Linked DNA regions of Homo sapiens: region 2 is linked to region 1. A link is a loop called in an ENCODE intact Hi-C map of the cell type or tissue named here. Cell type or tissue: endothelial cell of umbilical vein. All regions are shown on one strand. Each heading gives the region's core, and the rest is flanking DNA. Links, peaks and the distances in the headings are about the cores only. Region 1 has its middle 120 kb from the start of SPIN1. Region 2 holds the start of NXNL2 (nucleoredoxin like 2).

Region 1 (15,432 bases), core at 2,366-10,365:
TTTGAATTTGGGAGCAGGTAGGTGTTATTTAAAGTCCATAGTGTAGGCCAGGCATGTAATCCCAGCACTTTCGGAGGCCGAGGTGGGCAGATCACTTGAGGTCAGGAGTTAGAGACCAGCCTGGCTAACATGGTGGAAAACCCATCTCTATTAAAAATACAGAAATTAGCCAGGCGTGGTGGCGCACACTTACAATCCCATCTACTCGGGAGGCTGAGACAGAAGAATTGCTTGAACCCGGAAGGCAGAGGTTTCAGTGAGCTGAGGTTGCACCACTGCACTCCAGCCTGGGTGACAGAAAGACTCCCTCTCAAAAAAACAAAAAATAAATAATAAATAAATAAAGTCCATAGTGTATAGCAGATCTAATCTAGTATAACAATCTATACACAAAATATAAGAATCTATGTACTTTAAGATTATCTACATGTACTATGATAATCCAGATGTAATAATTTTCTTCTGCAAGAAAAGTTGTAAAGTCACAGGACTGGATGAAATTAGCAAAGGAGGGAGTACAACTAGAGGAGATTTCAATGGGCTGTTATGGCCCCTGCAAAAGTGAAGGGAACCCCGTGAATGCTGAGTCCTGATGTTGAGGCTGGTGGTGCCACACATAGAAGAGGGTATGAAAGAAAAGGCTTATTACTCAGATGATGGCCAACTCTGGGTGAGTGGGGCAGGCCTCCCAAGCAGGTCCAAAATGACTCGAGAGAGCCAGGAAAGGGTCCTGGCTTGGGGTTTTACTGTGGTCAGGGTGAATTGAGTTAGGGTTTCCATACACAGGCAAGGGCTTGTGTGATTGACTCTCCTGCTGGGACCAAAGGAGGGAACACTGAGAATTTCTTGTCAGTGTGTGTGTGGAGGGGAGACTTCCTCTATCCTCTTAAGTGCAGTCCCTGAGGCCTGTGAATTAAGCTGACAAAAGAAAGACTAACAGGAAAAAAAAGGTTTATTTGTATGCATATGTTAGCAAACAAAAGAAGTAGCTAGCTTGCTAAATTAAAGTTAGTGGCTTATAAACCTAACTTAGAAGGGAAAAAGGAGTGGAGAGAAAGGTTTCTATGGGAATTGGGAAGAGCAAGTAGGTTTCTTTAGGAAAGACAAAAGGGTTTTTAGGAGAACAAAGAGGAAAAAAGAAAGTTTCTAATAATGTTTGTTTATGCAGGTGTGAGTGGTCTTTCCCATCTACCTCAGGTCCATGAAACTTCCCCGAAGAGGGGATTTATGATAGGGCTACTCCCCATCTTCTTCCTGTGAGTAGAAACTGCCCTAAGGGGAATTTACGGCAGCCTTGGTTTTAAAAAGTTTCCGCTTAATATTAGTCAGTTAAGGGGTGCTCCAGCTTCTTTCTGCATCTGTTGAATCTCAAATGTCTTCAGCATAAAATAGTCTTCATTCCAACTCTGGGGTTCCTAGTGGGTCCCCACAGTAGCTTGTCCAGATGTGGGGCAGAGGGGAAGAGGGAAGGGGGGCTTAAATGCTGTCATCAAACAGGCTCCTCATTCCACCTGCCGACCAATAGGGCTCTGGTGGAGCGATGCCTAGCAGCAGAGTGGAGAATTTGGCTGTCCAGGGAGGCAGGAAAGCCGGGAGGGGAGAAGAGAGAGGAGTCAATTATGACCAGAAGGTTTCAAAGCATGGGGAAGGTCCTCTCGGTTCAGTGGGATAAGGAGGCTGAGGCATTCACTAGATTTGCCACAGGCAGGCCGAGGAGAGGAGTGGTTTCAGTGGAGTGGTTGAGCTGGAAGCCTAATTGAAGAGTTTGTTAGAGAAGTTAGGGGTGGCAGAATACGCCACCCTAAAATATGCCACTTTGTCGTAAGGACTATTTTGAACCGAAGGCAGCTGAGAAACAGCAGACAGAAGATCTCCGTTTCCTCCCCCATTTGCCTAAAAGAAGGACAGAAATTGGTAAAGGTGCCCTCCTCCCTTCTCAACCCGGAAGGAGAGAAGTTCATTGTTAATCACAGGAGACAACTTCAGACTCTTGGCAGCCTAGAGACAGCACCGGAGGAACCCACATAACAAACCTTGCTAACCACCCGTATCGTCCCAGTGGTCTCCCCATATATTTGCCTTTCCGCAATTTGCCACTCCTTGAAAACTCAGTCCTTGGCCTTGGCCTTGTCACTTCTCTGCTAGTGTACTGTTCTTTGTTAAGATGCTACATAACTGGCCAGGCGCAGTGGCTCAGGGCTGTAATCCCAGCACTTTGAGAGGCCAAGTCAGGTGGATCACGAGGTCAAGAGATTGAGACCATCCTGGCCAACAAGGTGAAACCCCATCTCTACTAAAAATACAAACATCAGCTGGGTGTGGTGGTGCGTGCCTGTAGTCCCAGCTACTCGGGAGGCTGAGGCAGAAGAATTGCTTGAATCTGGGAGGCGGAGGTTGCAGTGAGCTGAGATCGCGCCACTGCACTCCAGCCTGGTGAAGGAATGAGACTCCGTCTCAAAAAAAAAAAAGCTACATAACTGTCCCTTTTGGTTACTCATCTTTGAGTTTGGTGTGTCTGCACAGTGCACAGTTAATAAACTTCTGTTTGTTTTTCTCTGGTTGATCTGTCTTTTGTCAGTCTAATTTGCAAGGCCCCAGCTGAAAATCCTAGGAAAGTGGCAGGAAAAGGAATTTTTCCTCCTCTAGGGTAGTGAAGATGTAAGAGTAGACAGATGCTAAATAAGTTTTATCATGAAATGATGTGGGTGTGGGGTCAGGACAGTTGTTTCTAAGTGATGGGAGTTGCTAGAATAGGTTAGTATGCCAAAGAGCGACAGGGGTCCCCAGGAGAGGGAGGTAATGGGGTAATGATGAGGGTGGGAAGTCTTCCTCTAAGTGAGAGGACCCAGAGCTGGGGAGGGAGGGGTCTTGACAGGATGTGTGTGTCACGTTGGAGGAAGAGGGGGTGCTTTCCTTGGCTGGAGTATAAGGGGGTTCGTTAGCTGTGAGTGAGGCAGGGTGGTGGACTCTTAGGACAAGGGAGGAAGTTGGCATTTTGTATGCCCCTGTACTATTCCCCACCCTCTTGACTACAGAGGACAAACGTCCTAATGAGAGTTGGAGCCATCTATGAATTAGCTCCAGGGAAAATATAGAAAGAAAAATCCAATCACATAGAGGGCTGGCCTCCTTTACTGAATTATTCTACCTCTGCAATAAGCAGTTAGACCCATGCTTCTTAGCCTTCTTTTGGTCTTAGGCCCTTTTGAGATTCTGATGAAAGCTATAGAGACACTCCCCAGAACAATGCGCATGCCATTTTGGGGAATTTAAATACTGGGGGAACTCTAGGCCTCTTGATTCATATCCCTTATGCTGGAGGATACTCTGTGGGCAGAAGGGGCATGCAGCCCTGACCTTTTCTTGGAAAAGTGGCAGATGCCATCATGCCCATATAGAATTCCATCTGCTCCTGTTCCTTGAGATCTGGTTAACACAGGCGACATGTGGCTTCACAAGATTCCAGCCTCCCTCCATCCCCACCCATCTCCACAACAATTATAACTTTATAGTCTCCTAATACAAAGAGTGGCTTCATTACCCATTGTTGACTAACCCTTAGATAAAATTGAAATTCTCAGAACAGCCCACATTTTCTCCTTAGTGGTCCTTTTTTTCTGAGCAAGAATTTGATTTCATTTTCCCAAAGGGCATAAAACCTTCATTTCATTTACTCAGAAAATATTTTTGGAGAGTTGGGACACCCCACGCATGGTCCTAGGAGCTGAGGAGACTAAGAAGGACGAGGCAAAAGGGAGCCTCTGTCATGGTGGGGGACGGAGCGCAGATCAGCCAATACATTGTAAAATGATGAGTTTAAATAGACGTAACTGCTAGGAAGAAATACTCTACGTGAAGGTGTATCAGAAAGATCTCCCTCTTGGCCAGGCGCAGTGGCTCACGCCTGTAATCCCAGCACTTTGGGAGGCCAAGGCGGGTGGATCACGAGGTCAGGAGTTCAAGACCAGCCTAGCCAAGATGGTGAAACCCCTTCTCTACTAAAAATACAAAAAAAAAAAAAAAAAAAAAAATTAGTGGGGCCTACAATCCCAGCTACTCAGGAGGCTGAGGCAGAGAATTGCTTGAACCTGGGAGGCGGAGGTTGCAGTGAGCTGAGATTGCACCACTGTACTTCAGCCTGGGTGTCAGAGCAAGACTCTGAAACAAAAAACAAAAAACAAAAAACTCCCTCTTCCCTACAGTGAACCAGGAAAAAGGAGGGCATTTGGGTCTCCCCTGGGAACGAATCTACCCCTTAATGCTGCTGCTTGGACGTGATGGGTGTCGCATGGCCCAGCCTAATGTCCATGGGCCTGGCAGTGTTCCGACGGCCTCCTGGTCACCCTGCTGGTGAAGGAGAGATCCTCCACCCTAAAAAGGGTGAGACACACACAGTGCAGACATCGGCCACATGAGAACTGCAGCAGCTTCTTGGTCACAAATACTCATAGCCTGGGAGCAGAGGACACCATACTCTATGCTGTGCAGGCCACACCAAGACACCACACTCCATGCTGTGCAGGCCACACTGAGACACCATCTCCATGCTGTGCCAGCCACACCAAGGACACCACACTCTGTGCCATGCAGGCCACACAGAGACTGCCCTCAGGAATACAGTGAACCAACAGGGCTGTGGGAGGAGGTTTGTAGTGACAGGCGGGGTTGGTGTCTGGTTCCTGCTGGAGGATGTGCTGGGTTTTTGAAAATAATTCTGCAAGCTGGCAGTAAAGTGAAATCTGTTAGGTTGAGGACCAGGTGGGGTTCAGCTGCTCTGGAACTAGCTGGGTGGGGAGCCTTTTCCACTGGGTGGGGAGCCTTTTCCACTGGGTGGGGGGCGCTTCTGGTGAGAGCAGGGGAACTCACAATTAAGCCTTTGGGGCCTGTGAGGCTAAAAGATGTCATGGCGGCACTTTGAAATTTTAGGTCTTGCAATATAGGGGGGACTCTTGCCTTAAGGGAAGGTCCTGGAACTCTCATGACTGTGGACTGGTGTGGGAACTCCTCTTACAGCAAAGTAGGGGTAAATAATGCATTCTAATTTAGAATATATTCTATATTATATAGAGAATTATGTATATAATATATATTATATAGAGAATTATATATAGAATATAAAAATATATATAGCATGCAATAATGCATTCTACTCCCAGTGTGCACCTTAAAAAGAGTAGGAAATGCTTGCCAAAGTGCCTTTCAAAAAAGGCCGTACCAATTTATTCTCTTTTCTACAGTGCGTTATCATACAGAGAACGTCAGTTTGAGAAAGATAACATGTCATCGTAGGTATTTTAACCAATTCCCATGATCGTTAATAAACGTGAAAACACATTTTTTAAATTAATTTATTTTTGAGACAGGGTCTCACTCTGTCACCCAGGCTGTAGTGCACCAGCACCATCACAGCTCACTGCAGCTTTGAACTCCTGGGCTCAGGCCATTCTCCTGCCTCAGCCTCCCAAGTAGCTAGGACTGCAGGCACACATCATCATGCCCAGCTAGTTTTTTTTGTAGAGATGGAGCCTCACTGTGTTGCCCAGGCTGGTCCTGAATTCCCGACCTCAAGTAATCCTCCTACCCTCAGCCTCCCAAGGTGCAGGGGTTACAGGTGTAAGCCACTATACCAGGCGTGAAAATTGTTTTATACATTTGTAGGCCATTCATATGTGCCCAGACCCTTTGTCTGTTTTCTTTTTTTTTTTGGGGGGCTAATATAAAAAATTGATTCGGCCGGGCCCAGTGGCTTACGCCTATAATCCCAGCACTTTGGGAGGCCGAGGCTGGTGGATCATGATGTCAGGAGATCGAAACCATCCTAGCTAACACGGTGAAACCCTGTCTCTACTAAAAATACAAAAAAATTAGCCGGGCGTGGTAGCGGGCACCTGTAGTTCCAGCTACTCGGGAGGCTGAGGCAGGAGAATGGCATGAACCCAGGAGGTGGAGCTTGCAGTGAGCCGAGATGGCGCCACTGCACTCCAGCCTGGGCGACAGAGGGAGACTCTGTCTCAAGAAAAAAAAAAAAAAAAAGATTGATTAATCAGAGTTAAAGTAAACGTAGACTCTGAATATAAACCCTGTATAGACACAGTGCATATACCTGATTCTCTCATTTTTATACTTTGTTTGAAATCTTTTGTTGTATGGAAGTTTTAAATTTCTGTGTAATTATCATACTTCTATCATTTCTGTGCTTAATCTTGCTTAAGAAGGTCTTTTGTACCCCAGTTTTGTAAAACGTGCTCTTATGCTTTTAAAGCACTTTTCATGTTTGTGCCTTTACTCCGTGAGGAATGTGCACTTGCACAAAGTGAGATAGAGATCTAAGTTTCTAATGTAATTGCTCCAGGAATTTTTGTTTCATTCCATTGTTTTATGTGTCTAACTCTGCCAATATTTGAATTCCTAGGGTGTGTGTAATGTACATGTGGTGATACATGCTTTTTTTTTTTTTTTTTTTTGAGACAGAGTCTCACTCTGTCACCTAGGCTGGAGTATGCAACGGCACGATCTCAGCTCACTGCAACCTCCACCTCGGCCTCCTGAGTAACTGGGATTACAGCTGTGCGTCACCATGCTCAGCTGATTTTTGTATTTTTAGTGGAGATGGGGTTTCACCATGTTGGTCAGGCTGCTCTCGAACTCCTGACCTTAAGTGATTTGCCTGCCTTGGCCTTCCAAAGTGCTGGGATTACAGGTATGAGCCACTGTGCCCTGCCTGCATTAAATAGATTTATTAATGTTAAGATATCCTTGCATTCTTGGGATACGCTCTACTTGGTTATGATATATCATTATTTTGGTTCATGCTGGATTTGATTTGATAATATAGAGAGGACTGAAGAGCTGAGCACTGGCAATTAAAGGTGGCATCACAAAGGCCACTCCTTGTCACATTCCATTGGCTAAAACCAGTCACATGACCATGCATAACTTCCAAACGACAGGAAGAAGTAGAGGAGAATTGGATACTGTCCAACAGTATGAGTTTCTATCAGTCAGGGGCCACACCATTTATCATCCAAACTGGAACACTTTTGAGAGTGAAAGGGGCGTTATTAATAATTATGCTGAGATGACATGTGTGTTGGGTTTTGAATATTTCTTCATTAGGCCATGCACGGTGGCTCACACCTATAATCCCAGCACTTTGGGAGGACAAGGCGGGTAGATTGTTTGAGCTAAGGAGTTTGAGACCAGCCTGGGCAACATGGCGAAAACCCGTCTCTACAAAAAAATACAAAAATTAGCTGAGCGTAGTGGTATGCACCTATAGTCCCGGCTACTCGGCGGGGCTGAGATGGGAGGATTGCTTAAGTCCAGGAGGTCAAAGCTACAGTGAGCCATGATCTCACCACTGCACTCCAGCCTGGGTGACAAAGCAAGACCCTGTCTCAAAAAAAAAAAAAAAAAAAAAAGGCGGGGCGCGGTGGCTCACGCCGGTAATCCCAGCACTTTGTGAGACCGAGGCGGGCGGATCACGAGGTCAGGAGATCCAGACCATCCTGGCTAACACGGTGAAACCCCTTCTCTACTAAAAACACAAAAAAATTAGCCGGGTGTAGTGGCGGGCGCCTGTAGTCCCAGCTACTGGGGAGGCTGAGGCAGGAGAATGGCGTGAACCCGGGAGGCAGAGCTTACAGTGAGCCGAGATCGCGCCACTGCACTCCAGCCTGGGCTACGGAGCGAGACTCCGTCTCAAAAAAAAAAAAAAAAAAAAAAAATTTGTTTTTTTTTTTGGTGAATGTGTGTATTTATTGGGTTGAAAAGTTTTCCCCCAAATTCACACCCACTCAACCTGTGAATATGACTTTATTTGGAAACAGGGTCTTTGCAGATGTAATCAAGGTACGATGAGGTCCTCTTGGACTAGGGTAGTCCCTAACCCAATGACTGCCGTCCTTATAGGAGGGAAACTTGGACACAGACACACAGAGCAGAGACTGCCACATGAAGGTGAAGGCAGGGCATGAAGTTAGGTTGCCATAAGCTAAGGGACACCAAGGATTGCTGGAAGCTCCCAGAAGTGGAAGGTAACCCTTCTTCCCGGGGAAAAAAGGCAAGGGGTCTGCAGTCCGCGGGAAGCCAAGCTAGGAGAAGAGGATCCTCCATTCCCAGTCAGCTCTTTGTCCAGGCAACCCTGGTCACTGCAACACACCATCACCATTCCTAATGATGAAACAGTCAATGTATGCCTCTTATAATCAGGGACAACACAGGGACTGTTACCAAAACACCAGAGAGTTTGGTCTAGGTCCTGCTACTTGCTGCACAGAAAACCAATCACTGAGACATGAGTAGTGCAGGGAAGAAGGCTTTAATCAGGTCCTGCAGCCAAGGAGACAGGAGCTCAGTCTCAAATCCATCTCCCTGACCAACTAAAATTAGGAATTTATATAGCAGGGAAGAAATGTAACTATGTGTGGGAGAATGGGAACTAGGGAGGGGCAAGGAAGCCATCATGATGAATGAGAGGTCTGGCATCTCATTATCTGGATCAGATGATCTGGTGAGTTTCAGTCCTTTGATATTTTTTGAGAGGCCTGGGGTCCTTTCCTGAGGAAGGAACTCAGATAAAACAAATGTAAGTTTCAAGCTTAAAGACCAGAGGGCCAATTTCTATGTTTATTAAAAAAAAAACTGTCTAAGGGATTATTGGGTTGGTTTCAGGGTCTTTAACCATGACCACTTTAATATGTTCTGAAACAGAAGTAAGATGGAAAGTAAAAACAAAATTATAATAATCTGAAGATCATAGGGTGATCTACCTAAAATTGGAAACAAAAATCAATAGCAAATCACTTAAAATGAGAGTTCAATCAGTCATACATATTTTTAAAAATCAGTAGTTTTCTGATATACTTTCAATAAGCTGTCAGAAAACATCAGCCAAAATGAATATAATTCATAAAACAAACAAAAATAATGTGTAACATGATACCTAGGTTGAAAGACAAAAAAAAAAATTCTTTTAAAATAAACATCCTGGGTGTGGTGACTTACACCTGTAATCTCAGAGCTTTGGGAGGCCGAGGCAGATGGATCGCTTGAGCACTACTCATGTTGCCATCCTGGGCAACATGGCAAAAATCCTATCTCTATAAAAGATACAAAAACTAGGAGGGTGTGGTGGCGCATTTCTGTACTCCCAGCTACTCAGGATGCTGAGGTGGGAGAATCGCTTGAGCCCAGGAAGAGGAGGTTGCAGTGAGCCAAGATGGCACCACTGCACTGCAGCCTGGGTGACAAATCAAGACCCTGTCTCAAAATAATAAAAAAAACAACAACAACAATGTCTCTCTTTTACCTTTCACCATATTAGCAAGCAAAGGGAAAATGTGTATAGTCGCCATCACAGTTGCTGAAAAAGACATGTAGTAAAAGTTATAATTCATAACCTCAACATTACCTCTTTAATATTGTCCTGATTTTTAAAATCAACAAAATCCAAATAGCGTATAGATATTTCCTTAGCATGATGAAATGTTTACTTATTGTGGAAATAAATTAAATCACCCAAATGAGTACAAGCAAAGGTTGTTTATTACAGCTTGCTGCAGTTGGAGAGTCAGCACCATCGCTGGTGTTTCCAGGGCCTCCTTGGCTGGCTGAGGAGTGGGGAAGCTTCATGGTGGGAAAAGGAAAGGCCTGGGTGGGCCCTGAGGAAGGCTGCTAGCCTGGGGACGCTGGGGTGATCGATTAGAAGGGGGCGACCTATGAAATTGATTAAGGTTTGTCTTTCTCTGGTTGGTCTTAAGTTGAAAGCAGGGGCAAAAATTAGGAGAGGTGACGGTTTTTAAAAATTTTTATTTACTTATTTTTAATTTTTAAATTATATATTTACAAATTACAGTTATATACATTTATAGGTAAAAAGTGATGTTATGACTTTTGAATACAACGTGAAATAATTAAATCAAGCCAATTAAATCTATTCATCACCTCAAATATTTGACATTTGTGGTGATGAGAACATTTGAGATTTCCTCTCTTAGCAATTATTAGCTCGATAGCACTCAATTATTAGTTCTATTTACCATGTTGTGCAATAGATCTCAAAAAAAAAATCAGACTTGTTCTATCTGACTGAGACTTTGTACCATTGATCATTATCTCCCATTTCCCCCACCCTCTGCCCCCGTAACCACCATTCTCCTCTCTGATTCTATGAGTTCAATTGTATCAGACTCTACACAGAAGTGAGAATATGCGGTGTTTGTTTTTCTGTGTTTGGCTTATTTCACTCAGCATAAATGTTCTTCAGTTTCATGGCTGTTGTCACAAATAACCATTTCTTCCTTGTTTAAAGGTGAATGGTGGCCAGGCGCGGTGGCTCACGCCTGTAATCCCAGCACTTTGGGAGGCTGAGACGGGCGGATCACGAGGTCAGGAGATCGAAACCATCCTGGCTAACATGGTGAAACCCTGTCTCTACTAAAAATACAAAAAAATTAGCCGGGTGTGGTGGCGGGCGCCTGTAGTCCCAGTTACTCGGGAGGCTGAGGCAGGAGAATGGCATGAACCTGGGAGATGGAGCTTGCAGTGAGCAGAGACTGCGCCATTGCACTCCAGCCTGGGCGACAGAGCAAGACTCCGTCTCAAAAAAAAAAAAAAAGTGAATAGTATTCCACTGTGTATATACCGCATTTTTTCTTATCTATTCAGCCATCGATGGACCCTTAGTTTGATTCCATATCTTGACTATTGTGAATAGTGCTGCAACGAACACAAGAGTGCAGATAACTCTTCAACATGCTGATTTCAAATACTTTGGATAAATATCCAGGAGTGGGATAGCTGAGTCACTGTCAGCTGTTAAACACGTCCTGGCAATTTGGGGCTTGCTATTACAGGGGTTCTTGTTTGGCTTCCTGGACAGCTTGTTGGATAGTGGCCTGACTTCCTTCAAGTCTGACTTACAGCAGGCTGGCTTCCTGGGCTGGTTGCTGTAGACAGCAGGTTGGCCTCCTGAACTAGGCTGCAGGTTGTGAGAAAGATCTTTTTTTATACATAATCTGCCCATTGTCTATTTGCATTTTCAGTCTCTCACTACTGATATCTCTGGTCAGAAACCAGTGTCCTGCTTAATGCTAAGACTCTAGAAACAAGAAAAGTCAAGAACAAGAATGTAAACTCCACATCACTTCTTTATTTAATATCGTCCTGGAAGCAAATGCAGTTAAACAGGAAGTAAAATGGAAGATGTGAAACTTGGTCAGGAAGAGACTAAATTACCACTGTTGGCAGATGATATTTAAAAACAGGGGTGGTGGCTCATGCCTGTAATCCCAACACTTTGGGAGGCTGAGGCGGGTGGATCACGAGGTCAAGCAATCGGGACCATCCTGGCCAACATGGTAAGACCCTGTCTCTACTAAAAATACAAAAATTAACTGGGCATGGTGGTGCATGCCTGTAGTCCCAGCTACTCGGGAAGCTGAGGCAGGAGAATTGCTTGAACCTGGGAGGCAGAGGTTGCAGTGAGCCGAGATTACACCAGGGCATTCCAGCCTGGACGACAGAGCGAGACTCTGTCTCAAAAAAAAAAAAAAGAATATATATATACAGGTTATTATTACTATTATTCCGAGATGGGGATTGTGGAAGATTGTATTTTCCAGAGATGTTCACAGAATCAACGTCTCTCCTCCCAACTCTTCTGTGTGTGACCATGTCAGACCAGCCATTGAGACTCTTATAACCCACAGAGTATGGGAGTACTAATGGTGACTGACTTCAGAGGCAAGGCCAGAAATACCCCATGCAGTTTTCTCCTGGTTTTCTCAGTGCACTCACTCTTTCTTGAGATTCAGCTGCCCACTGTGAGAAGCCACCTGTTGGTGCTGTAGCTGACAGTCCCACCAGAGCCCAGCCTTTGAGCAGCAGGCCTGTGAGTGGAGAAGCCTTCAATCCTGCCTCTGTTTTTTTTTTTTTTTTTTTTTTGAGATGGAGTTTCGTTCTGTCGCCCAGGCTGGGGTGCAGTGGCCTGGCCTGATCTCGGCTCACTGCAAGCTCCGCCTCCCGGGTTCACGCCATTCTCCTGCCTCAGCCTCCTGAATAGCTGGGACTACAGGTACCCGCCACCACACCTGGCTAATTTTTTGTATTGTTAGTAGAGACGGGGTTTCACCATGTTAGCCAGGATGGTCTCAATCTCCTGACCTCGTGATCCACCTGCCTCGGCCTCCCAAAGTGCTGGGATTACAGGCGTGAGCCACTGTGCCCGGCCTCTTTTTGTTTTTTTAAAGTCCTCCCAACTGAGGGCCTGGACATCAGGGAAAAGAAATGAGCCACCTGTGGGCTTCACCATAGTGGCTCAAAGCAAAAGCACTTCTAAATGACAGTATTTCTTGGCTTGATCTTGAGGTGCCGCTGCTGTGGGCAGTGTTAGCCCTGCTACATGGTGGCTCCTGAGAGGCCAGGGTGCAGCTGCAGATCCCAGCTTTACAGCTGCCCCAAGAGTCAGGGAGGGCACAGAGCATGGGGCTGCAGCAGGAGCCTGAGTTGGTCTGTAAGGTTGTTTTCCAGGAATGCCGGGGCTGATGGAATTGGACCCCTGGTTGTCCAGTTTTGGTGGAAGTAAAGTGTATTGGGCTGCTTTGGGACAAAGGGTCTTAGAGCCCCTGGGGACCATGGGGCCAGGGAAGCCCTACTGGAAGTTAGTATCTAAGTAATTGTAGCAGGTCTTAATGGTGGATTGTCCACGAGGTGGGCACCCTTGGTGTTCCCAATCTGTAGATGAAAAACCGAGGTTTAGAAACCTGCCCATGGCCGCAGAACCCCACTATGGAGCCATGTTTTCAATCATGATGTCTGTAGAGGGTCACTGGGAGACTTTTTAAAAAGAAATTGACAAAATAATTCCAATTTCATCTTGAAGAATAGACAGGTGAATATGCAGCAGAGTTGCATCTTACAGATCTGTGTTGACAGTGAACTTGCAATTAGGAAATATGTGGAAAAAATTACTACTGCAAACCCCTGTATCAGGTTTCCATCACCAAGACAGGCTCCCTGCAGCACAAAAGTAAGGAATAATAAGGAAAGGCATTCCTCTATCCATTGTTTTCATTTTATCTTCAACTCATGTGTCATATTTTCTTTTTTTTTCTTTTTGTTTTCTGAGACAGGGTCTCACTCTGTCACCCAAACTGCAGTGCAGTGGAGCAACCTCAGCCCATTGCAGCCTCAGACTCCCTGGGCTCAAGCAATACTCCAACTTCAGCCTCCTGAGTAACTGGGACTATAGGCATGTGTGCCACCATGCCTGGCTAATTATAGTCCCCCTCCCCTCCCCTCCCCTCCACTCCCTTCCCCTCCCCTCCGCTCCCCTCCCCTCCCCTCTTTGACAAGCGTCTCACTCTGTGCCCAGGCTGGAGTGCAGTGGCGCGATCTCGGCTCACTGCAACCTCTGCCTCCCAGGTTGAAGCGATTCTCCTGCCTCAGCCTCCCGAGTAACTGGGACTACAGGCGCTCGCCACCACACCCGGCTAATTTTTTGTATTTTTAGTAGAGACGGGGTTTCCCCATGTTAGCCAGGATGGTCTTGATCTCCTGACCTTTGACCTTGTGATCCACCTGCCTCGGCCTCCCAAAGGGCTGGGATTACAGGCGTGAGCCACTGCACCCGGTTTATAGTCCCATTTTCATAGGTGAAGTGTGTGCTGGATGCAGTTCCACTGTGGCTGGGAAAGTCTTACTTAGAGGTAGCACTGTGACGTGGACCTGGCCATACATCCTGGGGATGCGCCCCCACTTTGATAATCTCCCCTAAGAGTGGGACTGTTCCTGTGGATTAGGTCCCCCCTCTAGCTCTGATGTTCTGTGATTCCAAAGGGCAATTCCCAGGACTCCTTCACTCTAGTTAGGGCTGTCAGCTCCCAGTTCTCCGTGTGCTTTCTCATGTAATAGAGGGATAAAACACAGAAGCATTCATTCTGTTTCATAGAAGGATGAAATTAGAGATTCTCACATGATTTAAATAGTGCTTTTGATAGAAAAAGTTTTTAAATCTTTCCTTTTGTGGTGAAGGAAGGGATAAACAGGAAAAACAATGAACAGAAATAGAACCATAATTTGTAAAATTTCCCAGAAAATATGGAAAAAATTGCAACTCCCCTTGAAAACAAAATAATACAAATTTAAAGTACCCCAAAAAGAAGGGGGCAAAGAAGTACATAAAGATACTGGGCCCAGTAGGGGGCTCACATCTGTAATCCCAGCACTTTGGGAGGCCAAAGTGGGAGGATCACTTGGGCCCAGGAGTTTGAGACCAGCCTGAGCAACATAGTGAGACTCTGTCTCTCCAAAATTTTTTAAAAAATTTAGCTGGGTGTGGTGGTGCACGTCTGTAATCCCAGCTACTCGGGAGGCTGAGGTGGGAGGATCACTTGAGCCTGGGAGGTTGAGGCTGAGGTGACCCATGATTGAGCCACTGCACTCCAGCCTGGGCAATAGCATAAGATGCTGTCTCAAAAAAGAGAGAGAGAGAGAGAGAGAGAGAGAGAGAAATACTGTTCCACACTGTTTCAGTTAGCTCATTTTGTAAATGAAACCAATCCAATTGTCCCATAGACAGTCTTTGGATAAACATAGAAACCGACCCTGGTCTTAAAGCTTGAAACTTACTTTGTTTTATCTGAGTTCCTTCCTCAGGAAAAGACCCCCAGGCCTCTCTAAAAGTATCAAAGAACTGAAACTCACCAGATCGCCACATCCAGACAATGAGACTGTCTTATTTATCATGATTATTTCCTTACCCCTCCCAAGTTCCTGTTTTCTCAGACATTGTTACCTTTTCCCCTGCTATATAAACCCCTAATATGAGTTGGTCAGGGAGATGGATCTGAGACTGAACTCCCATTGCCTTGGCAGCAGCACCTGGTTCAAGCTTTTTTCTTGGTAATACTCATCATCTCAGTCATTGGCTTTCTGTGCTGAGAGCAGCAGGACCTAGGCTGAACCTCTGATGTTTTGGTAACATAAAGAATAATATTCTTTTTCTTTTTGAGACATAACATAAAGAATAATATTCTTTTTCTTTTTGAGACAGAGTTTCGCTCTTGTCCCCTAGGCTGGAGTGCAATGGCACGATATCGGCTCATCACAACCTCCACCTACCAGGTTCAAGCGATTCTCCTGCCTCAGCCTCCCAAGTAGCTGAGATTACAGGCACCTGCCACCATGCCCTGCTAATTTTTGTATTTTTAGTAGAGACGGGGTTTCTCCATGTTGGCCAGGCTTGTGTTGACCTCCTTACCTCAAGTGATCTGCCTGCCTCGGCCTCCCAAAGTGCCAGGATTACAGGCATGAGCCACCACGCCCAGCCCAAGAATAATACTCTGTGTTGATGTGGTAAACTTGATAAAAACACGTTGTTGTTGGCAACTTTGCAAAACCACTCTGCAAAGCAATTTGACAATATGTATT
Region 2 (15,432 bases), core at 4,539-12,538, 260 kb before region 1:
CTTTTTACAAAATTATTTGTATTCATTTAGGGAAACGAGCATCTGCCTTCTTGGTTTTGCAGTTCTCGTAATCTTCACTGGGATTACTCCCTCAAGACAGGGCAGCCGGGTGAAATCCCTTTCCTGTTTACCATGGCCAGGTCACCAGGGCCTCACAGTGACAGTAATCGGATTTCCTTGATCTGTCACCCTCAGGATTGTGAACCCGAGTGGAAGGAAAAACCCATTTGAGACCCTCCTATTAGCAAATCTCCCCTTTGACACGTCCCTCAAGTTCTTCCTGCCACTTTCTGGCATCCAGGTCAAAGACACACCATCACTCAAGCAGGAAAAAATACAGGGTCCCCTACGCTCAACAGAGAGAGAATATGGTTTATTTCCAAACATCTATGAAGCAGTGACAAAATCAATCATGTTCTCAAGTCACAAAGGAAGTATTAATGAATTTCAAGTGGTCAATAACATATAGATCACTTAATCAGACCAATGGTAATGGAATTGGAAACCAATAAGAAACCATTTTTGGGGCCGGGTGCGGGTGGCACATGCCTGTAATCCCAGCACTTTGGGAGGCTGAGGTGGGCAGATCATGAAGTCAGGAGTTTGAGACCAGCCTGGCCAGCACGGTGAAACCCTGTCTCTGCTAAAAATACAAAAAATTAGCCGGGCATGGTGGCACGCATTTGTGGTCCCAGCTACTTGGGAGGCTGAGGCCAGAGAATTGCTTGAATCCAGCAGGCGGAAGTTGCAGTGAGCCGAGATCGCGCCACTGCACTCCAGCCTGGGTGACAGAGTGAGACTCTGTCTCAAAAAATAAAAATAAAAAAATATATATTTTTTTGTTCGTTCGTTTGTTTTTTGTTTTTTGTTTTTTTGTTTTTTGAGATGGAGTCTTGCTCTGTCGCCCAGGCTGGAGTGCAGTGACGCAATCTCGGCTTACTGCAAGCTCCGCCTCCTGGGTTCATGCCATTCTCCTGCCTCAGCCTCCCGAGTAGCTGGGACTACAGGCGCCCACCACCATGCCTGGCTAATTTTTTTGTATTTTTTTAGTAGAGACGGGGTTTCACCATGTTAGCCAGGATGGTCTCGATCTCCTGACCTCGTGATCCGCCTACCTCGGCCTCCCAAAGTGCTGGGATTACAGGCATGAGCCACTGTGCTCAGCCAAAAAGAAATCATTTTTAAGAATGAGTTTTAAAACTAACTGTATGTTATATGGGAAATAGTAACGCAGATGACAAAGTATTTAAAACAAAACAATATGGAATATACTACAAATCCCAAGCTGTAAACACAATTAAACACACTTAGGAAGCTGTAGCCTTAAAAACGCTTATCCAAAACTTTAGTATATAGATGACTTATGGATCTAATTCAAGAAGCTAGAAAAATAAGGATGGCACAAACACAAAGAAAGTAGAAAGAAGGCAGAATAAGATTGAGAACAAAAATTACTGACATAGGAAATGAACCAACAAAAACCAACATGGGGTGACCAATAAAACCCAACCTGGTTCTCAGGAAACACTAAAATGTGAAACAAATCTCTACCGAGCCTGGGCACAGTGGCTCACGCCTGTAATCCCAGCACTTTGGGAGGTCAAGGTGAGAGGATCACTTGAGCCCAAGAGTTCAAGACATCCCTGGGTGACATGACAAGACCCTGTCTCCACAAAATAAAAAAAAATTAACCAGGTGTGGTTGCACGCACCTGTAGTCCCAGCTACTTGGGAGGCTGAGGCAGGAGGATTGCTTGAACCCAGGAGTTTGAGGTTGCAGGGAGCTGTGATCACACCACTGCACTCCAGCCTGGATGACGGTGCAAGACCCTAGCTCTAAAAAAAATGTCTACTGAGATTGAGCAAGGAAAAAGAGAGAATGCAGAAGAATATCAAAAATCAGGCCAGCCTGGTCATTACACAGGCCCAGTGTGGACTGAACCTCCTTGAGGGGACACTGGTGGGTGACATGACAAGACCCTATCTCCACAAAATAAAAAAAAATAACCAGGTGTGGCTGTGCACACCTGTAGGCTCAGCTACTTGGGAGGCTGAGGCATGAGGATCGCTTGAACCCAGGAGTTCAAGGTTGCAGGGAGCTGTGACCACACCACTGCACTCCAGCCTGGATGATGGTGCAAGACCCTAGCTCCAAAAAAAAAAAAAAAAAAAAAAAAAAATCTACTGAGATTGAGCAAGGAAAAAGAGAGAAGGCACAAGAATATCAAAAATGAGGCCAACCTGGTCATTACACAGGCCCAGTGTGGACTGAACCTCCTTGAGGGGACACTGTTGGGAGGGCTGTGGCCTTTCTGGGGCTGCATGACCCCTGCCAGGACAGGCCTATTCCCCAAAGAACCAATGGACACAGCCCCCACCCCGGCAGTCCGGACCTGCTCCCTGTGGTGTCCAATGACTCACCTGGGGAGGGAAAGGAAAAGTGGGAAAAAATAAAAATGTAAACTATTCTCTAAAACCTATCATGCACAGTGAAAAAAAGACACAGCAGAGACCACTCAGCCAAAACTGTATTTGCAGAACTGAGAAAGTCATGTCTCAAACACAGAGCAGATGTGAATTCATGTCAAACTGCAGGTTTAGGGGACACCAACTCCTTCACGAACAGCCATGAGTGCTCACAACAGGGGAGGCGCGTGTGGAACTCGGCCAGATGGAGCCTGGACAGGTCAATGAACCACAGCAGTCAGCATGAAAGATGTGGCAGAGATGTCCCTCTCTAGCATCTTAAGAATCCTGCACAACACCTATTTTTTTTTTTTTTTTAAGATGGAGTCTCGCTCTTTCGCCCAGACTGGAGTGCAGTGGTACAATCTCGGCTCACTGCAACCTCCGCCTCCCAGGTTCACGCCATTCTCCTGCCTCAGCCTCCAGAGTAGCGGGGACCACAGGCGCCCGCCACCATGCCTGGCTAATTTTTTGTATTTTTAGTAGAGACAGGGTTTCACCGTGTTAGCCAGGATGGTTTCGATCTCCTGACTTTGTGATCCACCCGCCTCGGCCTCCCAAAGTGCTGGGATTACAGGCGTGAGCCACCACGCCCGGCCGCACAACACCTAAAATTTAAAATGCCTAAGCAATTAGCTTTCCCCAAAGGCATAAAACAAAAATGTGTGGCCAGGTGCGGTGGCTCACGCCTGTAATCCTAGCAATTTGGGAGGCCAAGATGGGTGCATCACCTGAGGTCAGGAGTTCGAGACCTGTTCACATGGCGAAACCCTGTGTCTACTAAAAATACGAAAATTAGCCGGGTGTGGTGGTGGGTGTCTGTAATCCCAGCTACTTGGGAGGCTGAGGCAGGAGAATCACTTGAACCCAGGAGGCAGAGGTTGCAGTGAGCTGAGCCTGCGCCATTGCACTCTAGCCTGGGCAACAAGAGCGAAACTCCATCTCAGAAAATAAAAAAGAAAGAAAGAAAAAGGTGAAGAAACGAGAAACAACCAAGTAACTCTTTGCATAAAGACTGCAGCAAAATGGCCAGCAGCCTGATTTAAGCTCTTTATCCAGCAGTTTTGGCAAATGGGTTATTTTAGCATCTGTACTTTGGGCAGTGGGACAGGGCAGGGCTCGCACACGTCACTTCCAGAAAGGAAAGTAGACGGTCCGGCTGGGGCCAGACCAGGTGGGACTCTGTTATCTCAGGAACCTGGAACCTCTTCCCCAAGGCCATGAGGACTCCTTGGAGGGCTGCTGGTGGGTCGTGAAGGGGTTGGGATGCCAGCAGCAGCAGCAGCAGTATCTCACCTACAGATTCCTGAGCACCCCCAGGTCCGACAGCATCTGCACTCCTGACAGATTCCCAACTGACATGGGTCCATGCACCAGCCTTTGACCAGCACTGTCAGGAACAATATGGGGTCCCAGGAGCAGCAACACCAACATCACCTGGAAACTCATCAGAAATGCAATCTCCCCACCTCTGACGCTGGGGCAGTGCCCAAGATCTGGTGGTTTATGCTTGCTCAAGTTGGCCAATCCCACAGCAGTCTTCCAGGGCTTTCTGCATCCCCTGCACCAACTGGGAGGAGGTAGGAGACAGCAAGCGGAGAGGAGGCTGGGCATGGTGCCCCTGACAGCACGGGGAGTACAGGCCTGTGGTTTGCTGCTCAGCATCTGTGACCCTCCTTGGGAAACCATGTCTCCTTCATTTTCTGGCATGAACTAGCTGTGTGTCATGGGCAGGCTAGTTAACCTCCTGCACCTCGGATTCCTCATCTACACCACGGGAATAACAGAATCCACCTCCTGGAGTTGTTGTGAGGATTAAATAAACAGCTTAATGAAGAATGAGGCTTGGCACATAATAAGTACTTGATAAATGCTAGCTGTTCTTACTGTGTGGGAAAGACCCACCTCCAATTCCACCTGGGCCAACTGCTCAGTCAGCATATCTATCTGGTGGCCCCTGGCTACACTTAATAGTACAGAAATGGGGAACTAGCCAAATCAGAATCAATGAGGCGTGGTGCAGCACCTGGCTGTGTGCTGGGAAAGAGGAAAGTACAGGAATGCGCAGTCTGAGACACAGCAGCCATTCTGCCACCGTGAGGAGACACAGGATTTGCCAGGCAGCAACTGCCTGCAGCCTGAGCAAGGGGCAGACGTGGCAGAAGGCGAGCCACAAAGCTGCATCCTCCGTGGCCTCCAGCTTGCCCTTGACACCATCTTCTGGCTGATGGGTGTCTCATTAAAGCCAGCCCATAACCTTTACTGTTCAAGCTCTTTGAGTTGTTCTCATTGCTGCTGTTTTAATCACTTGCAACATTAAATCAAGCTCTAACACAGTCAGGGGGATGCAGAGCAGGCTGGGCTTTGAGGAATCAGGAGGGTGGAGGTGGTCATTTCACTGATATTCCAAGAGACACTCAGTACCAGCCCTCAAATCCCCATGCTGGCAGCCTCTGCCTGGGGACAAATGTAACCTTGGAGCTGCACATGAGAGGCAAAGAACCTCACTTTTTCCCTAATGTCATCTCAATCCCCTCTGGGCCCTGAGCTGTGTCCACAGAGAAAAGAACTTGCTTTTGGAGGAGAGAATGTTGTCATGGTAATAACTTAGGACTTTAAGCATTTGGGGAAAATCCAAGAGCCCAGTTCCTCCTTGTCCTCAGCACTGTTGCAACCAGCGTTGGTCCCTGCCTTCAACTAACACAGCCACATCCTTGTTGCTGGCATAAACCACACTTCTGGGTTGCCATGGCAACTCCTGACTCTAGTCTGTCATCTCAGCCAGGAGCAGGCTGTGGCCAAGCAAATCTCTCTGCAGAACTGTCTTTTGCTCACTTGCTTCAACTACTCACCAAACACACTCCCTGGGGATGCCAGGCACTGAACCATGTCTGGCTCTGTCCTGTGGGCAATGGAAACTCAGGAAACCCCCGGAGAGTTGGAGCAAGGCATGGCTAAACCGGATTGGTCTTTGAACCAAGAGCCAATCAGATGGGAACACCAAGGTCCTGTAGACGTAGGATAAGCAGAATTTAGGGCGTAGCTCCAACAATTCCCACAGAATATCCCACTACCTAGCTTACACATGACAACAACAGAGTTAAGGAAGTTCAGTGTGGAAAGGGGTAGGGACAAACAGCTAAGTTTACAAAAAGAAAAATCCCTCCCAGGCCAGCCAGGCTGAGAAGATAGGAGCACACAGCTGACCCACGTCACGCAGCTCACTGCCTCCAGCTGGAGCTCACAGGCTTGACCAGAGCATCAGAAACAGACGAGCAGTCTCCATGGCCCCAAGCGATGACCTCCCCAGTCCAATCTGTGTGCCGCTGGGGACCAAGACTCACCACCCCCTCAGTGAGGAAGTAGGGCACGGCAGAAAGAGGGTCCTCAGAGCCAGGAGAACTGAACTCTATGCCTCAATGGCACATCTGTAAAATGGGGCAATAGACTAGAGAGCTGGGACATAACCAGCGGACACATGAGCTCATATGTGATCAGCTCAACCCTGACAACAACCACGTGATGTATCATATGCTCAGCAATAAAATACCTTGCCTGCCATCACCTGGCAAGTAAATCCCAGAGCTGGGCCAGAGCTTTGTGCCTAATTACTATAATGATACTGCCATCGTCTCTCGCTTTCAAACCTGCGTTCTTTCAAAAGCTTACAAATAACTTGAGTACTAAACAAGTCCAATCCTGTTTTTAAAAGCACCACTTGAACTGATTCTGTAAGAAATCCTTTTGCAAAGTGAACCACCCATCTTGGAGATTCATTATCAATAGAACTTTCAGAGTCCCGGTGTGAGTGAGGCTCCCAGAAGCAGGTTACCCCCCTGGAAGGCTGGGCGGTGCCCTGCCTGGGCCTCCTCTTTCACTGGGAATCACCAAAAATCATGTTTGGGGGAATAATTAGATTTCTTCCCATTAATTACTCATCTACAAAACTTTCCAAAGTTAGCTTCCAGTTTTCATTTTCCAGAAGGAATGTCATCTCATGATAATCAGTTTAGGGGGTAATGCCACAACTTAATGATAATCTCCAGAAATGTGAGGCTGTAAAGCAAAACCCAGAAATTCACATTGGTACCTAGAAGGGGGTGGCCAGGACAACATACTTGACGAGGCCTGCTTTAAACCTAAGTCTGGACTCTTACACCATAGGAGACCACAGGAGACCCACCCCAAAAGCAGAACAATCAATCCCTGTAATCCCCTCTCTGCCAATCCCTACCCCCTCCTTTGCAACAGTTAGAGTAATAAAGTTTATAGTAATGAGTTTTATGCTTCTCTAGTGATGAAATTCCATCAGTGTCGGTAAAAATGAAACCGCAAAGGTGGCCAGCACCTGGGTTCCTGCCAGCCTTGAAGCCCCCGTCCCTCCCTCCCAGCAAACCAACCACGGCCTGCACTGTGGGTGCCTGTCACAGAGCTGATGTCCTCGCGGGTCATCCCTCATCCCCGCATCCAGACACCGGGTCATGTCCCTGTGCTTCCTGCCCACTAACTGGGAGGATGACGCAGCGGCGCCGGGAGTCCAGGGCTGATTGGGCCGGCGGTTCCCGGAGCCGAGCCCGCGAACTCACAGCATCACCACCACTGGGAGCTCCTTCGCAATGCAGATTCCCGGAGCTCCAGACCCCAGGCAGAAACGCGCCCGCGTCCATGCTCCACGAGCCCCCTTGGGGTGCCGATGCCCTGGGTTTTCGAATCTGGTCTGCACCCTCCCTGGTCTCCAAGAGAGGTTGAAACTGAGACTGAGTGTGATTTACCGGAGTCCGGACGTGAACCGAGAGACGGGGAGGTGTTGGGGGGGGGCGTCATAAAGAGCTCCCCAGTGCAGAGGGGGAGGCCTGGGGGAACATGGGGGAGACGTGCCGGGCGGCCCCCGCCCCCCCAGGACCCCCACTCACTGCCGGTAGGGGTCGTGGAAGGGCAGCGCCAGCCAGGCGCCATGCAGCTCGCGCATGAAGTCCAGCATCTCCTGGGAGCTGCCGTCGGCTGACACGAAGACCACTTCGAAGGGCGCGGGCCGCCGCGCCTCGGCCACCAGCGCCGTATAGAAGTCGCAGAGCAGCGGCGTGAAGTCGCGGCTCGGCGCGCACCGGGCCGCCGCGAAGTACAGTGCCACCACCTTGTTCTGCAGCGCCGCCTCGGCCTCCACCGTCGCGCCCTTACAGGTCACCAGGTGCCGCTCGCCCAGAATGTCAACCATGGCGCAGACACGCAGCCACCTGAGACCCGAGGACACCTGCAGGAGGATGATCACCTGCGGGGAGGCGGCGGCGAGCGCCGCGGTGCCCCGCCTCTGTCCGCACCACCGGGCGCTGGACCTCTCAAGACCTGCCCCAGATGCGCCCACACCTTGGCCAGGCCTCGCCTGTGGCTGGAGCAATTGTGTTCGCGCCGACAATGAGACACTCAGACACCAGAGACCCCAGATACCTGGGCGACAGCGCGGCACCCGCCTCTGGGAGCGGGGCCAGCCAGGCAACCTCAAGCCCTCAGGTCTCTGCACCCTCCCCCAACTGCGCCCCGCCCACACTCCTGCGCCCTCCCACCACTGCGCCCCGCCCACATTCCCCGCAAGCTCCCCAACTGCGCCCCGCCCACATTCCGCACTCTCCACCCACTGCGCCCCGCCCACATCCCGCACTCTCCACCCACTGCGCCCCGCCCACATCCCCGCCCCCGCCCCCACTGCGCCTCGCCCGCATCCCCACACTGTCCCCCACTGCGCTGGGCCCACATCCCTACACTCTCCACCCACTGCGCCCCGCCCACATCTCCGCACCCTCCCCCACCGCACCCCGCCCACATCCCCGCACTCTCCTCCAACTGCGCCTCGCCCACATTCCACAGTTTCCCCTCACTGCGCCCCGCCCACATCCCCGCACTCTTCTCCAACTGCGCCTCGCCCACATTCCACAGTTTCCCCTCACTGCGCCCCGCGCACACTCCCGCTCCCTCCCCCACTGCGCCCCGCCCACACTCCCGCGCCCTCCCCCTCACTGCGGCCCGCCGACATCCCGCGCCCCCGCCCCCATCCCGACTGCGCCCCGCCCACCTCCCGCGCCCTCTCCCACTGGTTGTCCAGCCCACATCCTGCACTCCCTCCACTGCGCCCCGCTCACACTCCCGCACCCTCCCCACACTGCGCCCTGCCCACACTCCTGCACTCTCTCCCCACTACGCCCCCTACCACATCCCGCGCCCCCGCCCCCATCCCCACTGCGCCCCGCCCACACTCCCGCGCCCTCGCGCCCCTGGGCTCTCCCGTCGTGGGCACTCTCCCCAGCGCTTCTACACTTTCTCCCGACGCAGCGCCCTGCCCTCCGTCCCGCCCCACCTATTGCCTCCTGCGCTTCCCCCACACCGTGCTCTTCCTCCTCCTTCACTTCCTCCCACTCCTCGCGCTCCCCTTCAGCGCCCCACGCAGCCCCTCCCCCAAAACCCCGCGTCGCTCTCCTTCCCTCCTGGCCTCTCTTCCAGTCTCGCGCTCCCTGCCGGGCCCCGCCGCAGGTGTCCCGCAGCCGTCTCCCCAGGGCATTTGAATCTTGCCTTGGAGCTCTTGCCGCGCGGCCCAGCACCCTGGAAGAGGCATCAGGGAGGATGGGACGACGAGGAAGGGGAAGGGTAATTGGGCTTGGAGCGGGCTTGGGCGGGGTGGTAGGGAACCTGAGCTCCGTTGGTTCAGGGTGTTTGCCCCTGACATCCTGTGGCCTGGCTGGGAGGGTTCGTGAAGTTCAGGAAGAAATTGGGAGCAGTCCTTACAGAATGTTTTATTTGAAGAACCAAGAGTATTAATTTTTTGGCGAGCACTGTTGTAGGCCCTGGGAATTCAGCAGTGAGAAAAATAATTTCAACTCCCTGCCAGACCCGGGCTAGAAGGAGGCAAGCGAGCGAGGCACTCGCATAGGGGCAAAATTTAAGGGCGCGACAAAAAAACTCAGTAGTCAAGGTAAATAATGTTTTAATACAATATCTTAAAAAGTCAAAATGAATGCAAAAAAAGTTTATAATGAACAAAATATCAAAAACTTAAAGACAGTGAATGAAACCAAAATATGCCATCCTAAAATATGCCGCTTTGGTATATTGATTATTTTGAGCGAGAGGCACTTGAAAAATAGCAAATGCAGAGAGACGTTCTCCCCTTACCTGTCTAAAGACGGAACCTCCAAAAGAAACTGATTGTCGTAAATTCCCTCCCGGGAGGATGGACTCTTATCACAGCAGAAGTCCACACCACACCTAGACAAACTTTGTCACAAACTCATAAAGACTTATGCATCTTTCCTAAAAATCAGTTACTCTCCCCTAAGTGGCCTACACCAGCTTCCAGTTCCCCAATTTTAGAAGCTCTCAAAGCTCACTGGTTTGGGGGGTTTTCACCTAGTTTCCTGCAATGCCCCCATGCAGGTGATATTAAAGATTAATAAATGTGTATTCCCGTTCCCCCCGTTCATCTGCCCGTTGGCAGTTAATTTCATAGAGCCAGCTATGGAACTGGGGAGGACAGAGAGAAGGTCTTTGCTCTCCTAAGACAAGATGGATCCCCCACTGACTTTGGACTCCCGTCACGTTCACCGACCCCTGAGTCCTGCTCCTGTGCCTGCCTGGAGCTTATGTTCTAACGGGCACAAACAATAAATAAGGAAGATATTTTGCAGGTGCTATGCCAAAAGAAGAGCCATGAGGAGGGGCGCAGGTTTTTGTTTTGTTTTATTTTGGTTTGGTTTGGTTGGTTGGTTGAGATGGAGTCTCGCTCTTGTTGCCCAGGCTGGAGTGCAATGGCGTGATCTCGGCTCACTGCAACCTCCGCCTCCCGGGTTCAAGCAATTCTCCCGCCTCAGCCTCCTGAGTAGCTGGGATTACTGGCGCGTGCCACCACGCCCAGCTAATTTTTGTATTTTTAGTAGAGACGGGGTTTCATCATGTTAGCCAGGCTGGTCTCAAACTCCTGACTTCAGGTGATCTACCCACCTCTGCCTCCCAAAGTGCTGGAATTACAGGCTTGAGCCACCGAGGGGCGCAGTTTTAATCTAGCGGTGAGAGGAGTCAGGGAAGGTGAAATTTGCGCTTCCTGAGGACCCGCCTGCCGGCCCGGGCTCCCCCAGTCTCGCCGTTAAATGAACGGAAATTGGCGGACGCCGTTGCCTGCAGGCACAGCCCGTCGGCTCGGTTGCGTAAATGTACTTAGCAGCCAAAGCTCAGTGGAAACCCTGCGGGAGGATTGATTGGCGCTCTTAGGTGAAGCAGGCTGTCAAGAGCCCCGATTCACTGTCCTCTGGGGAAAATGGATAGACAAATCGGAGGAAAAAATTGAGAGGAACTGTGAGCAGTATAAATCTTGCATGAGGAGGCCCCTGACTTACGTTAAAACTCAGAGGTAAGAGGAATGAAATGCAGCTAAGCTCTCAAAATCATCCAGACTATTTTGTTTTGTCATCTTATCCTTGAACACACAATGAGCCAAAGTAGACAGCATTCCTAATTAGTTGACGGTGCCACCCTCCCGAGAAAATTAACGGTCATTCGCATTAATACTGCCTGCCCTGGGGAACTCACCCAACCTCCATCCAGGAATGGATCGCACTTCCTGCTGCCGATGTCGGGGGCAGGGCGGCTTCCTAGGCATGCAGACCCTCAGAGGCACAGGGCCCTGCACTCACTTGGGGCTCAGTGTTCTGCGGTTGCAGTCTTTGTTGTTTTGTTTTTTGTTTAGAAACTGAATCTCACTCTCTTACCCAGGCTGGAGTGCAGTAGTGGGATCATAGCTCACTGCAGCTTCCAACTCCTGGGCTCCAGGGATCCTCCCGCCTCAGCCTCCTGAGTAGCTAGGACTATAGCCACATGCCACTATGCAAGGCTAATTGTTTTTATTATTATTATTATTATTTTTTAGAGATGGGGTCTCCCTCTGTTGCCCAGCCTGGTGATTTTTTTTTTTTTTTTGGATGGAGTCTCGCTCTGTGGCCCAGGCTGGAGTGCAATGGCGTGATCTCAGCTCACTGCAACCTCCACCTCCCAGGTTCAAGTGATTCTTCTGCCTCAGCCTCCCGTGTAGCTGGGACTACAGGTGCACGCCACCACGCCTGGCTAATTTTTTTATTTTTAGTAGAGACGGGGTTTCACCATATTGACCAAGCTGGTCCCTAACTCCTGACCTCGTGATCCGCCCGCCTCAGCCTCCCAAAGTGCTGGGATTACAGGCGTGAGCCACCGCACCCAGCCAAAATTCTTAATTTATCTTTGAATTTGTGTGGTATATGAGAGGTCTTGGACAGTGGCACATATGTGAGTGTTTGGACCCTAGCTCATGTGTGCTCCCACCTGCCACTGCCTCCCTACCTCCCCAAGACAGGTTCTTCTTCTTATTATTATTATTTTGAGACTGAGTCCCACTCTGTCACCCAGGCTAGAGTGCAGTGCTGTGATCTCAGCTCACTGCAACCTCCGCTTCCTGGCTTCAAGCAATTCTCCCTGCCTCAGCGTCCCGAGTAGGTGGGATTACAGACACCTGCCACCACGCCCAACTAATTTTTGTATTTTTAGTAGACACGGTTTCACCATGTTGGCCAGGCTGGACTTGAACTCCTGACCTCAGGTAATCCGCCTGCCTTGGCCTCTCAAAGTGCTGGGATTACAAGAGTGAGCCACTGTGCCCAGCCCAAGATAGGTTCTTGACTGCTCAATCCTCTCCTCCTTTTGGTGTCCTGGGCCACACCTGGACTCCCCATCTCCACCTCCACCCAGGAACCGCTAGTGTCCTCTGTGGTCACTGGGGGCCCAGGTGGTGGGGGGAAGACTGACGTCCGATGCCTTTGCCCCACAAGGTCTCAGGGTAGGTACGGCATAGGAATAGCTGGTGGCCTGCAGGGCCCCCAGACAAGGGTGAAAGTTGACATTCACCCTGTGCCCAAGAAAGTATGACATTCAATGGCAAATAAAAGACCATGCTAGAAAGAGAAAAGCTTTTGCATATTAGTGCCTTTGCTGGCACTTTCCTTTCCTGCTTGTTGAACAAGGGGCACTGCATTTCCATTGCTGGGGAGAGCAGCCCACTCAGTGTTAATGGAAAAACCAAACTCTGTAAACTATTTGAAAGAGGTTTATTCTGAGCTAGTATGAGTGACAACAGCCCAGGGAAAGACATAAACTGAAAAAGCCTTGAGTCAGTGGTCTCAGGGCAGTTAGATCGCAACTCTGTTTTACACATTTCAGGGAAGCAGAAGTTATGAAAAAGTCATAAATCAATACATGAAGATTAGACATTGATTTGGCCCAGAAAGGCAGAATATGTTAAAGTGGGGGCTTCCTGGTCATAGGTCACTCCAGAGTCTTCAATTTGCAATTGGTTAAAAGAGTAAAACTTTGTCTAAAAATTTTGAATCAGCAGAAAGGAATGTTTTCAGTTAAGGAAGTCTGTTAACCAAACCACTGGGTCAGAGTGACCCATGGGGTGTGTGACTTAATCCTTGCCTGACATGGACTTAGGTCCTATTTATCATTTGCTACCTTATTGTCACAAAGAGTCTGTTTTGTTAGTCTTATGATCTGTATTTTAACATTTATGCTGGTCAGTTCTGCCTAAACTCCAAAAGGGAGGGCATGTAACAAGGCATGAGTCCAACCTCCCTTCCCATTGTGGCCAGGAATTTCGTTTTTAACTTTTTTCTGGGATCCTCTTGGCCAACAGGGGGTCTGTTCAATGAGTAGAGGGTTAGGATTTTATATTTAGTTTACATCAGGGACCTGGGTGAAGCGAGTAAGCCCTCCAGGGAGGTGTGATCATGGGGGAACAGAGTCAGCCACCCCCATCCCAGATTCTCCTTGGACTGCCTGCTCTGAGCGGCTGTGTGTAGACAGCAAGGAAGAGGGGTCTTCGTCAGATGCGTGCACCAGAGACTCCAGAACAGCTCAGCCTGGCTCACTCAGTAAAGGGCATTCTCAAGGGTCATTGCTGACTCTTCCGGGGCAGCCAGTCTTCAAATGGACTTTCCCAAACCCCTTCCTATTGCAGAAAGCTTGTGTCATTTGCCTCCAAATGCTGTCCCCCTGACCTCTCCCTGGGGAGGGAGTGGGCTGCAGGTGCCACAGGATGCAGCATGAAGCCCTGCATTCTCCCACCGCTGCTGGAGCCAAGTTCTCCTTCATGTTTCTCTCTGCACAACACACACAGGAACACTCACAAATGCAGTCCTGGAAACAGGATTAGGTGGCCCCTACTTTCCTAGCTGGGATATGCAAAGCCACTTTCATACCAAACTTCCTTCCAGGGCATCTAAAGGTGACATGAGTGTGGGCATCTGTAAGCAGCTTTACTTGCCTTGGACAACCACAGGGAAACTGGGCAGTGAGTCCCACTCCAGATGCTGGCCGGAGAGACCCCAGTGAAGGCACCCTCAGGCCTGCCCTCCCTCCCTGAGCCCCTCTCCCCTCCCCGCTGCCCCTGATTTAAGGGTAGTCCTTTCTGCATTTCCTCCCGAGAGCACGATAATAACTCACTGCTTGACCAACTTCAGACAGACTCCTCCGGCACTTTTTTCAGCTAGGCCTCATCCTTGGACCCCGTGCTCAGCCTGCCTGAGCCAGTCTTAGCAAAGAATCCTGTTAAGTCCTCTTCTGCCTTTAGTATCCAATCATCCTGGCCTGCCTGCAGCAGGTGTCCTGTTAAGTTAGTTTAGCAAGATACCCCCCTACCGTCAAGGTCCCCTCTGTTTTCCATCTGCCAACCCCCCACCTCCACCCTGTTCCTGGGCTGTAAATCCCCACTTGTCCTTGTGTTGGGAATTGTGCTCGGCGCTTTCCTTTTGCAGTAGTGCTCAACAGAGTCTGTCTTTTTGCCTTGGATAGTGTTCAGTTCTATTTCTCATTAACAGTTATGAAGGGCTGTGACACCTTGCTTGGCTTCTAGTCTTGACATAGACTAAAAGGCAGAAGGTTTCCAGAGCTCACGCTGGATGGCTGGGCAGATGAGGTCTTCAGAGACTCTCCAGGGAGGTACGGCTCTGCCTTTCTACTCAGTATGCAAGCTCCCCAGACTTCTGAAGAGGGATGTTTCTCCTTAGAGAAAGTCTCCCTGAATGTGGGTATTTCATAAGTTCTTGGACCAGTTCTGCTCTTCTCAGTCCTGCTTTTTGTCAACATACATTGAATCACTTCTCCCTGGCAAAAGAGCAGCATGTGAAGAAAATGTGATCCTTGGTGGTTTGACATGAAATTGACTTTTTCTTCTAGCAACACTTATGAATATTCAAATACAATTATGGAAAAGATTTTTTGCACTGATCAGCATAACAAACAAATTAGACATCCCAGTGTGCAAATATAACTTTCTGAATTTCCTAGTTTTAAATATTCCAGTGGCCAGGATACCCTATCCAGAGGAAGCAGGACCGTCTCAGCTGACCAGGGCCCTTGCCTGCTAATAGCATCATGCATACCTTGTTTCTTCATGAGGCTGCTTGCCCGAGTTCCAATCCACCAGGAATTCATCTTGTATCATAGCTGATGGATCCCGTGTCTCGTTTCTAAGTTGGAGCATCACTTTGCAGCTCCCAACCAGGGCCAGCCACAAAATTTGAAAGGCCCAGTGCAAAATAAAAATGCAGAGCCCCTTGTTCAAAAAGCAGGAAAAGAATGGGCCAGCAAAGGAACTAAAATAAACGAAAGCTTTTCCCTTTCTTCCATGGTCTCTCTTTTGACCTATCATGGTGTTTTTATTTGCTACTGAATATCATGCTTTCTTGGGACAGGGTGAGTGTCAACTGTCACACTTGCCCAGGGGCCCTGCCGAGTGACTTGGTGGGTACACAGTCCACCAGCTGCTTGCATGGCCACGCCCACCCTGAGATGCCACGGGTAGTGTAGTAAAAGCATCTGATGTCAACCCCACACCCCTCCACACATACACACTCAGGTTCCCGCAGACCATGGAGGGCACCAGCGGTTGCTGGGTGAG

The links. Peaks named below come from ENCODE experiments on the same cell type or tissue, not always from the same donor. Only the 100,000 strongest peaks of a DNase experiment are listed, where the experiment ranks them.
Region 2: it touches region 1 in a loop (4-fold over the local background); 2 of 110 quality-filtered maps call a loop at or near these places.

What each region holds. Positions count from the first base shown.
Region 1 is chr9:88,262,085-88,277,516 of GRCh38, reverse strand. No RefSeq gene overlaps it. Among named protein-coding and RNA genes, the nearest start is that of SPIN1, 120 kb to the left of the region's middle. In endothelial cell of umbilical vein, for the core only: no CTCF peak of the experiment used is centred there; a DNase peak (open chromatin) is centred at 6,356; H3K27ac peaks cover 727 bases.
Region 2 is chr9:88,527,683-88,543,114 of GRCh38, reverse strand. NXNL2 (nucleoredoxin like 2) reads right to left here and starts at 7,937. Exons shown (of 2, transcript NM_001161625.2): 1 at 7,379-7,937. The coding sequence starts at 7,680. It overlaps LOC105376134 (a long non-coding RNA gene), which reads left to right and starts at 8,575. Exons shown (of 2, transcript XR_007061653.1): 1 at 8,575-9,101; 2 at 14,351-15,155. RefSeq lists enhancers at 6,483-7,316, 7,317-8,151. In endothelial cell of umbilical vein, for the core only: no CTCF peak of the experiment used is centred there; DNase peaks (open chromatin) are centred at 8,214 and 8,334; H3K4me3 peaks cover 1,782 bases; H3K27me3 peaks cover 1,608 bases.